Linked DNA regions of Mus musculus: region 2 is linked to region 1. Evidence: chromatin loops called from intact Hi-C (ENCODE). Cell type or tissue: left cerebral cortex. All regions are shown on one strand. Links, peaks and the distances in the headings refer to the core of each region. The heading gives the core; the rest is flanking DNA.

Region 1 (5,877 bases), core at 438-5,437:
CTAGAAATTCTTCAGGATCACTGGGATTACAGACATATGTTACTGTGCTTGGTTGTTTTGAATCTCTCTCTCACTCACTCATTCATTCATATAGGATCTTGTCTGGAACTCAGTCACTCAGGTTGTTAATTCAGGCTTCAAATTCATGATAATCCTCCTGCATTATCCTTTCAAATGCTGTGATTATAGGTATGAGCTACCATGCCTAACTTTTTTTTTTTTGTACCTTATGTGGTATATTTATAACTGATTTTTTCAATTAGTTCTTGCTGAAATCCAGGTGCAGAGAAACACACCTGAATTCCAATGGTCAGAAGGCAGAGGCAGAAACACAATTTCCAGGTGCCTTAATTATAGAACCCTGCCCAGGGATGGCACAACCCACACTGATCACTAATTGAGGAAATTCTTTACAGCTGGATCTCAGGGAGGCATTTCCTCAGTAGAGGATCCTTTCTCTCTGATGACTCTAGCTTCTGTCAAGTTGACAGAGAAAACCATCAGTAGACCAAGCCAACCTGGGCTACCTAACAAGACCATGTCAGAAAGAAAAAAAAATGGCTGAGTTGTGTTATCAGATGCTACAACTAAGAGAGAAGCACATTTAAATAAACAGTAGGACCTTTAACGTGGGGAACTGACTTAGAGATTTTGTTATTCTTTGCCAGATGACTCTGCAGATAAAGTGCTTACATTGAAAGTATGAGGACTCAAGTTCAGATCCCTGATATCCCTGTAAAGAGCATGAGGTGGGCAGCACAAAAACTGTAACCCCAGTACTTGGGGTAGGGTTGGGGGGTGGGGGGGCAGAAACAGGAAGATCTCTGGCATATGCTTCCCAGCCTATCTAACCATAAAAGGTGAGATTCAGTAAGAGATCCTGCTCAAAACATAAGGTAGAGAAGGGCTGGGGAAGTTGGTTAGTGCCTGCCTGGCATGCACAAAGTCAAGATTAATCTCCGGAGCAACATAAACCATAAGTAGTAGCACACGCTTGAAATACAAGCACTTGGGAGAGGCAAAAGAATCAGAAGTTCAAGGACACTCTGGGATACATGAGATTGTTAAAAAAAAAAAAAAAGGTAGTGATAGAAAAAGACACCCCGGATTAACCTGTTGCCTCTACATTTGAACTCAGGCATACCTCCCCCCACATACATACACATCCAATCTCCTATTAGCTCTGTAACTGGCCAAGTTAACTCAATGCCAGTGGTTCTCAGCCTTCATAAGACTGTGACCCTTTAATACAGTTTCTCATGTGGTGGTGACCCCCAACCATAAAATGTTTTATTGCTACTTCATAACTAATTTTGCTGCTGTGAATTGCAATGTATGCAGGATATCTGATATATGACCCCTATAAAAGGGTATTGACCTCAAAGGGGTTGAGACCCACACGTTGAGAACTGCTGCTCTTTGCCCTCATGTCTGTGAGCAGCGATGCTTTTAGTCTATTTTGAATACATTTATTAATTTAAAATTTCTAAAGAGCTGAAATAGAACCTGGTACTTGGCTCTATTTGTATAATAACTGGACAGTTACTGATCTTGGTTTTGTGCATACCAGACAGGCACTAACATCCTCACACCACCTCTATCTTATTTTTTTGAGCAGGGTCACCTTTCATGGCTAGACAGGCTGGTTAGCAGATGCCAGGGATCCTCCTGTCCTTGCTCCCTGTAACCCCCAGTGCTGGAGTTGTTAGTTATATGCTGCCACCCCATGCTTTCTACAGGGATATTGGGGATCCAATATGATATGGTTATATTCAATTATAATTTGTATAAGCATCACACATGGATTAGGTGTTGATTCCACAGAAACACCAAATCCTGCAAGCTGTCCCTGCTGCTGGTGCACTCAAACTTCTGTTCACTCCAGTTAGCAAGTAATTTCCAACACTATCATATGCCAGGCAATGCTTTAGGTACCAAGAATAAAGCAGACAACAGTCTGTGCTGTCTGGGGAAGGGGCAAATGAACAATAAATGGCCAAGAAAAGTACTAGGCAGCTGATATCTGAGAGTGTAACTAACCTTGGGTGCAAGCAGAGGTCTCTTAGTGGCACTGTACACCAGAGGGCTGAGGATAGCCCATACAGATAGATTGGATTGACAAAGGAAGCCATGTCACCCAAGTCATTTCACACTCACAGCTCATCTTCTTGTCTCCTCCCGAATGCCTTTAGCTTGCTCTGCTTGGAAATATCTAGAGTCTTCCTCACACCACCCTTCCTACCTCTCTACCCAAGAGTCTCCCTTGGTTCCATAATATACAGTACAAGGTGTGACCGGTCTCGCTATAAAGACAATGCCCCCACACCACAACTCGGGTTCGCCATCTCCTGCCCTGACAAGAGCGCACTGGTGTGTAGCTGTGGCTGCCCTCCACCGCGTTGGGAAGGCCGTAGTAAGTAAGCATCACACAGTGACTATTTCTACTTATCTCCAAAGGCCCGAGTTCAGATAAAAAAACTTGGGGACTCAACACATCCCACTCGCATTAAAATCTCCCGAGGTTGAAGTCAGGTATGATGGCATATGACTTTAATCACAGCACTAGGGAGGCAGGGGGATCTCTGAGTTCAAGGCCAGCCTGGACTACAGCGTGAGTCCCAGGGCAGCCAGGAATACACAGAGAAAACCTGTCTCATAAAATAACATCTCCTAGGTCGGGCCAGGCGTGCCGATACAGGTCGAGGCTAACATGGTCTACATGTGTGCTCTAGGACAGTAAAGAATAAAGTCCTATCTCAACTCCGGACGAAAACTCCACAGGTCATTTCTAGTGGATGTTGTTAGCTGATGAAGGGCGCCTGTGTGCTATGCTTGGAACCAGTTGGTTGCAATCCATTTAAAGCAACGCCAGACAACTCTCTCGTTCCCCCCGCCATGGAGGGAACCTGTGAGCGTGGTCACAGGCGGGCCGAGTACTTCTCCCCACCACACCAGGAAGTCACCTCTCTGAACCTGGAGTTATACCTACCGCGAGAGGTCACCGACATTACATGGATCGCTTGTGCACTGCTCGTACACACACACACGCACAACTGCTTTTATTAGGAGCTCTCAGGAAAGCGGGGACTCGCATCATAGCCAAGAAGCCGTTCGCGACTCCGCGGAGAACAGGCCGAGGCCCGCTCATCAGCCCGAGGGAACCCTAGGCCTTCCGGCGTTCTTCAGCAGGACCACGCGGCGCGGGGGAAAGCACCGAGAAACGCCCAGACCACCTGAGCATCGCCGCCCATGCTGCCTCGGAACACCTGAGGGAATCCGGGCCACGCCGCCACCTACCCGCGCCTCACACACAAGCCGCGCCAAACTCGCCCGTCCCACTGCGCAGGCGTGGGGAGAGCCCGGCGCTCAGGAGCATTCAAAGGACCCGCACACTGACCAGTCAACGTCCGCCTGGGCCCAAACGAGTCCCGCCCTCAGGAGCAGACGTCAGGCCCCGCCCCTAAGAGCCCCGCCCTCGTCAAGCCTTAGGCCCGCCTCACGCTGCCCCGCGTTAAGGCTCGCGGTTGGCTCCGGGGACGGACGCGAGCTCTGGTTGGTGGAGCCGAAGTCACGAGGACCCCCTTCGTCGCCTTTCCAGAGGCGATTACTGGGCAGGCTCAGTCTTTTGCCTCAGACGCTAGCTGTAGCTGGCAGGCGGTTGTACGTGCTCCAGAGTCGTCGGTACCCGCTACTGCAGTCGCTTTCGTGTGGCTTCCGCTGAGCTCTTCCGAGCTGCTCGCTCTCCACACGCGCCGCCGCCGTAATCCGCCACCATGGTGAAGCTCGCAAAGGTAAGAGGCCTTGGCGCGCCGACGCGGACGACTAGGCCCCTGCTTTCGGAGGGACGCGCGCGCGCCCGCCCGTCCGTCGCGGAGGGGAGGAGGGCTTGCGCGCAATCCCGGGCGCGTTCGAGGGCGCCATGCTGGGGGGGAAAGTCTCGCGCGACTAGCGGGAGGTCTCGCGGTGCTTGCCCTCTGACTTAGGGGGATGAGAAGAGCGGAGGCAGGTTTCCGGGAGGGCGATATCGAGGGTTCGGATGTAGCGGGCGGGAGGGGACGGTGTGAGGAGAGATCGGAGGAGCTGAGAGCGGATAGGGGCACGGCGTGGGAAGAGAGGGCCAACCTTAGGCGGCGAGCGGTCCCGGGGCCCCGCCTCCCCGCGCACGTGCTCTGGTGCGCGGCCCGCCACGTGCTCTGCGGAGCCCCGCACGTGTCGCGCGACCCGGGGCAGTGGGGGAGTGTCTGTAGTACCCCGGAAAGGGGGACGGCAGCGTGGGGATGGATGGGTGGCCCGGCGATCTGCTGTCTCTGCCGGTGACCGGGATGGACACGTGGTGGACCCCTGAGGTGGCGGCGTGGTGACTCCACGTGGTGGGGCTGGAAGCGAGAGAAAGTGGGAAGCAGTTGGGTTACGTGGTGCTGCTTTAAGAGGTGATTTCGAGATACCCCCTTCCCCAGCAAATAACTTAAAGGGATCCCTTTAACTGGGTTTTTTTTTTTTTTTTTTTTTTTTTTTTGTGGAAGATGCCAGAAAATAGATGGCCACGACTAGGAGACTTTATAACCTGTGGCTGTTTCTTGGTGTAGAGTTCTGTCTGCTCAGTTATCTGTGAGAAGGAAAAAAAAATTATGCGCGGTTCGCAGAAAAAACTGCCAGGAGAATGCCATGCCTGGCCAAGAAGAAGTCTTTATGCTTGTGTCCTTTAGTAAGAAAAAGGTGGTGGCCAAAGGCAAAGTGACTGAAAATGCGTGCAATTTTTGTGTGCGTTTGTAGGCTGGCAAAACCCACGGTGAGGCCAAGAAAATGGCTCCTCCTCCAAAGGAGGTGGAAGAGGATAGTGAAGATGAAGAAATGTCAGAAGATGAAGATGACAGCAGTGGAGAAGAGGAGGTAAGAAGCTATTTGCAGCAATAAACCGGTGGAATTGAATGTCTGGAAGTCTTAGAAATACAGGATATGTAGTAAATGGTTGAATGGCAAGCCCCTTCCTCCCTCCCTCCCTCCCTCCCTCCCTCCCTCCCTCCCTCCCTTCCTTCCTTCCTTCCTTCCTTCCTTCCTTCCTTCTGCAAGACAGTCGGCAAAACAGGGGACAGAAACAGGCAGAATTTTGAGTTCCAGGCAAGCAGGGAGTAGTACATAGTGAAACCTTGTCTCAAGACCGTTGTTATGGTCATGCTCAATCAGATTTCTTAGAAAAGCTCAGGTGCTGAGTCCAGTTTTTTTTTTTTTAAAGTATTGAAAGCCATGTCTCCTTATTTCAGGGTTTAATGTTTATCTTTGTGTGTGCGCGCACCCATTAAGCATGCTTGGTACCCTCATACTAGAATGTACTTGGATCCCCTGGAACTGGAGTTAAAGCCACATGTGAATGTTACATGTTACAAGAGTAACACATGTGCTTAACTTTTGAGTCATCTCTCCAGTTCTTGGTTGTTTGTTTTTTTTTTTTTAAGCCTATCTAATGTCCATTTTCTTGTGCTCAAAGTTAGTCTCTTAATGTAGCATTGGGTATAAAGGAATGCTTATGATTTGTTTGCTTTCAAGGTTGTCATCCCTCAGAAAAAAGGCAAAAAGGCTACCACAACCCCAGCAAAGAAGGTGGTTGTTTCACAAACAAAAAAGGCTGCAGTTCCCACACCAGCTAAGAAAGCAGCTGTGACCCCAGGCAAAAAGGCAGTAGCCACACCAGCTAAGAAAAACATTACACCAGCCAAAGTCATTCCAACACCGGGTAAGAAGGGAGCTGCACAAGCAAAAGCGTTGGTACCAACTCCTGGTAAAAAGGGAGCTGCCACTCCAGCTAAGGGGGCTAAGAACGGTAAGAATGCCAAGAAGGAAGACAGTGATGAGGATGAAGATGAAGAGGATGAAGATGAT
Region 2 (5,877 bases), core at 602-5,601, 270 kb after region 1:
TAAAAAAATAAAATTATTTATACTATCCCATCCCCCAAAAAGAATAAAAGAAACAAAAGCCAGACACAGAAAAAAAATATTCTTCTTTGGTTAGAGGTTGTAATCTGATGAGTCTGTTGTATGTTAAGATTTATATTCTTGTCATGGCAAACATATTTTTCTCCCTTCTGATGCTTCAGATCAAACCCAGGGCTTCATGAATGCCAAGAAGGGTGTCCTATAACTGAGCCCCTCCCTAAGTCCCATCCCTAAGGAGACTTGTCAGACATCACACTGATAATATTCAAAACTCTATACTGTACTTTATGCACCAGGAAACATGTACAACTGTTTCATAAGTTCTAATCATATAGTTATCAGTAATACTTCCAAATACCTAACATGCTTGATACTGTTCACAGATTTCTATTACCGCTCAAAAATATATGCATGTCTACAAAAATAATTACAGAACCCATAAACTAGCATCACTATTACTTAAACAGAATCCTCAACCTTGTCTATAGCTAATGAGATCATTTTAGCATTTCTAGAATAGTTTACTGATTGAAATATAACATTAATATCAACTATTTAAGAAAAGGGAGCTGGGCGGTGGTGGCGCATGCCTTTAATCCCAGCACTTGGGAGGCAAAGGCAGGCGGATTTCTGAGTTTGAGGCCAGCCTGGTCTACAAAAGTAAGTTCCAGAACAGTCAGGGCTACACAGAGAAACCCTGCCTCAAAAACCCCACCCCCACCCCCCAAAAAGAAAAGGGACAAGTTTCAAATTTTTACCACTAGTATTTAACTGTAATTTCTATTTTATGAATACTTTAAAGAAATTTATAATTTGACGGGACCAGAGAGATTATTCAGTGATTAAGGGCACTAGACAATCTTACAGGTTTGATTGCCAGCACTTACAACTCTAACTCCAGTTCCAAGGGATCTGGTGGTGATAACAAAGTAGTATACAGATGTACATGCAGGCAAAACATCACACACATTAAAAGAAAAAAAAAAGGGCCCCTCAATAGATGTCGCCATGGTTGGCCTTAAACTTATGATCCTCTTGAGGCTGGGATTACAGGCACGTACTGCCAAGGTGTCTGTCAACTCTCCTAAACCTGTGTGTGTTTGTGATTTTGTCTTCTGATAGTGCTGAGGATCAAGCTCAGGGTCTCGCAGATGGTAGAAAACTGCTCTACCATGGAGCTACATCCCAAGTCCTATTTTTATTACTGATCATAACCATTATAAAGAAATTAATGGCCTACAGATCTGAAGAAAGAATAAAAGTAGCATAACCTCATGATCTAGCTTGTGAATAAAGAGAATAATTCAGATAAGAACTTTACACAAAGATAATTTCATTTAAGAAAAAAATGAATAAATGTTTTTGGTATTTATGTCCAATAAGCAGTATTTAAAATGTTTTTTAAAAATCAAGGAGAAATACATTTTTTAGCTATTGCAGGGTCATCTAAAGAGTGGTGTCTAGAGAGCAGAGCACACGCCTGTACTCCTAGTACTGGGAGGCTGAGGCAGCATGGCTATGAGTTTAAAGCTATCTTGAGTTACAAAATCACAATGAGTTATAAGCCAACCCGGAGCAAGAACCTGTCTCAAAAGCCAAAACGTGAGCCTACTGGGAAAATGGAAATGACAAAATGGAGGATTCTGGAAGGATGGTTCAGCAGCTAAGAGCATCGGTGCTTTGCAGAAGACTTAGGCTCCATTTCCAGCAATCACAACAGTAGCTCACAACTGCCTGTACGTACAGATCCAGGGGATCTGATGCCTGTTTCTAGTCTCCGTGGGCACTGCATACATGTGATGTATATACATACATGTAGGTAAAAGGTTTATACACATAAAATTTTTTTAAAAAATCAAATAAATGACTAGACGTGGTGGCGCACACCTTTAATCCCAGCACTTGGGAGGCAGAGGCAGGTGGATTTCTGAGTTCGAGGCCAGCCTGGTCTACAAAGTGAGCTCCAGGACAGCCAGGGCTACACAGAGAAACCCTGTCTCGAAAAACCAATAAATCAATCAATCAATCAATCATATACTTGAAAGTAAATGTCATACGGGAAAACACATAGGACTTTAGATAACAGGACACATACTTCTCAAGTGTTAAGGGTAACAAGGAAGTTTGAGAGTAATAGTATTCAAGGAAGACAGCTCTGAGAAGCACATGGCAGAGAAACCTGGATTCATCTATCTCAGACTGTCAGGAATCTAAGGCTCATCATTTAGATCCACAGCAATTGGAACTTTGCTAAGTACTGTGAAACTTGATAACCTTAGCTTAAAAATATATACACAATATAGGCCAATGACATGGCTCAGTAGGTAAAGGCACTTTAACGCCAAGCCTGACGACTTGATCTCTGGGAACCTACATGGTGGAAAGAGAATTGACTCTCACAAGTTTTTCTCTCGCATCCACATGTGTGCTATGGTACATACACGTCCACATACATACATATACACACAAACAAATGTGTGTAACAAAACATTTAAAAAGAACACTTATTGATTTCTAAGTTCCTTTCACCTTTAAAAATAATAAACAGAGAAAAACTTGAAGAACTTCTTTAACTCTAGTCACTTAAAGTAACTGACCACATTTAACTTTCCTCATCATACAGATTTTGGCAAGACAGTCTCTCAATAATTCCTAGCCCTCACTTCTTCAAGGACATATTTTGGAAAACAACTCATAAGACGCTCAGAGAATCATTTGCCCCATGCAGGGTACATACACACAACCTCGGCTACTTAGGAAGCTGAGGCAGGAGAACCACTTGAGCACAGACCAGCCTGGCTAACACTGGGGCCAGCACAGAACTCATCTGACTCACTCGCACCATCGGAAGGTCATGCTATGAGGAGTTTATTAACAAAAGATGGCTCATAGGTGACACCTACTGCTGAAACCGGAGATTTAGCACATGTAGGAACCACAGGAAATACAGGGGTAAAAAGTTAAAACAAGCAAAGGAAAACTGAACAGAAAAACGTATTTACTTCTCAACCCACAACATAGCTCAGACACACAGAACTAACCCTATCGTCCTTGCTCTGAACTTTGACATGGTTAAGTATTTTAGTTTCTATTTAAGAATCCGAAGACGAACAGAATCCACAGTTAGAAATTATTACCTGAACAAAATGAAGCCAAGTGACTCCACTGCTGCTCTTCTGACATCATCATTGACATCACTTACCTAGGGGGAAATTTAGGGTGATTAGAACACACATTTCATTAATAAGCTGATACAAACTCCCCATCATTAAATATAAATTAGGCTTTATTTAATAGTATTTCTTCATTAAGTCTTTTTCCTTACAATGTATATCAAAATAAACTATATAACTTAAGTATATACAGTAAATAAACTTAAAAAATAATGATACATGTAGATTTTTAAAAGTCTTTCCTGGGGGCTGGAGAGATGGCTCAGCGGTTAGGAGCACTGACTGCTCTTCCAGAGGTCCTGAGTTCAAATCCCATTAACCACATGGTGGCTCACAACCATCTGTAATGAGATCTGACGCCCTCTTCTGGTGAGTCTGAAGAGAGCTACAGTGTACTTATATATATATAATAAATTAAAAAAAAAAAAGTTTTCCTGGCACACCGTTAATCCCAGCACTAAGAAAGCAGAAGGAGGTGCATCTCTGTGAACTTGAGGTAAATATTATCTTCATATGAAGTTCAAAACCAGCCAGGGTTACATAGTGAGATCCTGCCTCAAAAAATAAAAATAAAAACAACCACAAAACCCTCCTTTCCTTAACTTAGGGGAAAAAAATTATAGAATTCTACTTTGAAGCTTCTTAGATGCCTTTGTAGCATGGTGAAATTTAAGGTTCAGAACTACTTAAGAATAATTCAGTTGCAGCTTTCATGAGTTCTAAGAGTTATAAGGAATATCAAACATTTCTTCAATGTTGTTTCCATACAATATGCTCTAAGACGAAGGAAAATACAAATGGTCACAATATAATTCCTACTATACTATGCTGACTGTGGTGGTTTGAGTGAAAATGGTCCCCATAGGCTCATAGAGAGTGGCACTATTGGGAAGTGTGGCCTTGTCAGAAGAAGTATGTCACTGGGGTTGGGCTTTGGGGTTTGAGAAGGCCAAGCCAGGTGCAGTGTCACTCTTTCTCAATGCTGCCTGCAAGAGAGAACTCTCAGCTCCCTTTCCAGCACCGTATCTGCCTGCATGCCGCCATGCTCCCTGCCATGATGATAACGGACTAATCCTCTGAAATTGTAAGCCAGCCACAATTAAAAGCTTTCCTTTATAAGAGTTGCTATTGCCATGATGTCTCTTCATAGCAATAAAACCCTAACTAAGACAATGACCATGCACAAACTCTAATCAATAATGTGAGACAAGTGTGTCTCTTGAAAGAAGAGGTAAGCATCAATTTCAAACCTTTCTACACTGGAAGTGATGTTATTTTTCCTTTTCCCATTGTGATAGGAATTCACTAAGTTATATGTGGAATGAAAACTACTTGAACTGGCAACATTCTCACTAAACTATGAAATCAAAAAGACTGTGAAAAAGCCTGCTGGAAAGCATGGGCATCAGGCTTTCTGTGCAGATTTCTTGAAATAGACCATGTTCCTGTCAGTGGGACTAAAGTTAATTTCACTGGCTAGAAAACGTGGTTTCTTGATATGCCTATCTTAGGATGATCAAATATTCTCACCTGATCTTGTCTCTTACAAACAAGAATGCCCCTTGGGGTAGTTTCAGAAATTACACTTGACTGATTTTGAAGACTATGCATGCTGACATAGTACTGTTCTATTTCATTCTAAAAACCGACCGCTGAATTATGGACTTCTGTGTCCAATGAATAAGAATCTGAACTTGAGACCACTGACAATGGTCATACATATAAATGTATATATGATGGTCATATATACAATGTACATAACCTATACCTCTTTGTGGTGGTTTGAATAGGTATGCTCCCACAGACTCATGTGTTTGAATGCCTGGCCCATAGCAGGTAGCATCCTTAGGAAGTGTGGCCTTGTTGGAGGAAGTGTGCCACTGTGGGAGGTGGGCTTGGGGTTCTCTGATGCTCAAGCTATGCCAGAGTAGTACAGTCTCTCCTTGCTGCCTGCAGATTAAGATGTAGAACTCTAATTCTGAGCTCTGTCTCTAGCACCATGCTCGCCTGAATGCTGCCAAGCTTCCCACCATAAAGACAATGGACTAAACCTCTAAAACTGTAAGCCAGCCCCAATTAAATGTTGTCTTTTATAAGAGCTGCTGTGGTCATGGTGACCCTTCACGCAATGAAACCCTAACTAAGACATCTATACTGTCCACCTGCAAACTTCCCCTTCCCTCCTGAAAAAGATTAGAGTACTTACAGCAACATGTAGCAGGCGCCGAATGGCTTTGTTGTTACCAGAGCCACAATAAGCCATGGCTACAGTATACATTCCAGATCTTCTAAGAATTGGGTCCTAAGAAAGAATAATTCCCATTATTCCTCAAAAGTGACTGCTGCTGGGCACTGTGAAGCAAGCCTGTAGTCCTAACTTCCTGGAGGCTCAACTGGGAGGTCTGAGTCCAGTTGTTACAGAAAAGCCTGGGAAATACAGTAAACCCCACTCTGAACACAAACATCTCACTCCACCCCACCCCCAAATAGCAATAAACCAAAATAATAACTTATTGAATAATAGACAGGCTCCTTTAATGGAGAAATCATAAACTTTAAAATAATTCATTTATTAATGATAATGCTCAAAGTGAATGGGAAAAATGAACCCTCAATAAAGAAGGAATTGTTCTAACAGTCTCTGCAATTATTTCTATCCTGCCTTATATTTTCTGGGAAGTCAAGT

The links. Hi-C counts contacts between places; a loop is a spot of excess contacts. Peaks named below come from ENCODE experiments on the same cell type or tissue, not always from the same donor. Only the 100,000 strongest peaks of a DNase experiment are listed, where the experiment ranks them.
Region 2: it touches region 1 in a loop (4-fold over the local background); 6 of 42 quality-filtered maps call a loop at or near these places.

What each region holds. Positions count from the first base shown.
Region 1 is chr1:86,357,120-86,362,996 of GRCm38, reverse strand. Ncl (nucleolin) reads left to right here and starts at 3,542. Exons shown (of 14, transcript NM_010880.3): 1 at 3,542-3,791; 2 at 4,774-4,890; 3 at 5,545-5,877. The coding sequence starts at 3,774. It overlaps C130036L24Rik (RIKEN cDNA C130036L24 gene), which reads right to left and starts at 3,413. Exons shown (of 2, transcript NR_015507.3): 1 at 2,990-3,413. In left cerebral cortex, for the core only: a CTCF peak has its summit at 3,331; DNase peaks (open chromatin) are centred at 3,482 and 3,907; H3K4me3 peaks cover 2,566 bases; H3K27ac peaks cover 1,548 bases.
Region 2 is chr1:86,091,619-86,097,495 of GRCm38, reverse strand. Psmd1 (proteasome (prosome, macropain) 26S subunit, non-ATPase, 1) reads right to left here. Exons shown (of 25, transcript NM_027357.2): 15 at 5,398-5,493; 16 at 3,156-3,220. Among named protein-coding and RNA genes, the nearest start is that of Gm22786, 7.3 kb to the right of the region's middle. In left cerebral cortex, for the core only: CTCF peaks have their summits at 3,554 (motif pointing left) and 4,777; no DNase peak of the experiment used is centred there.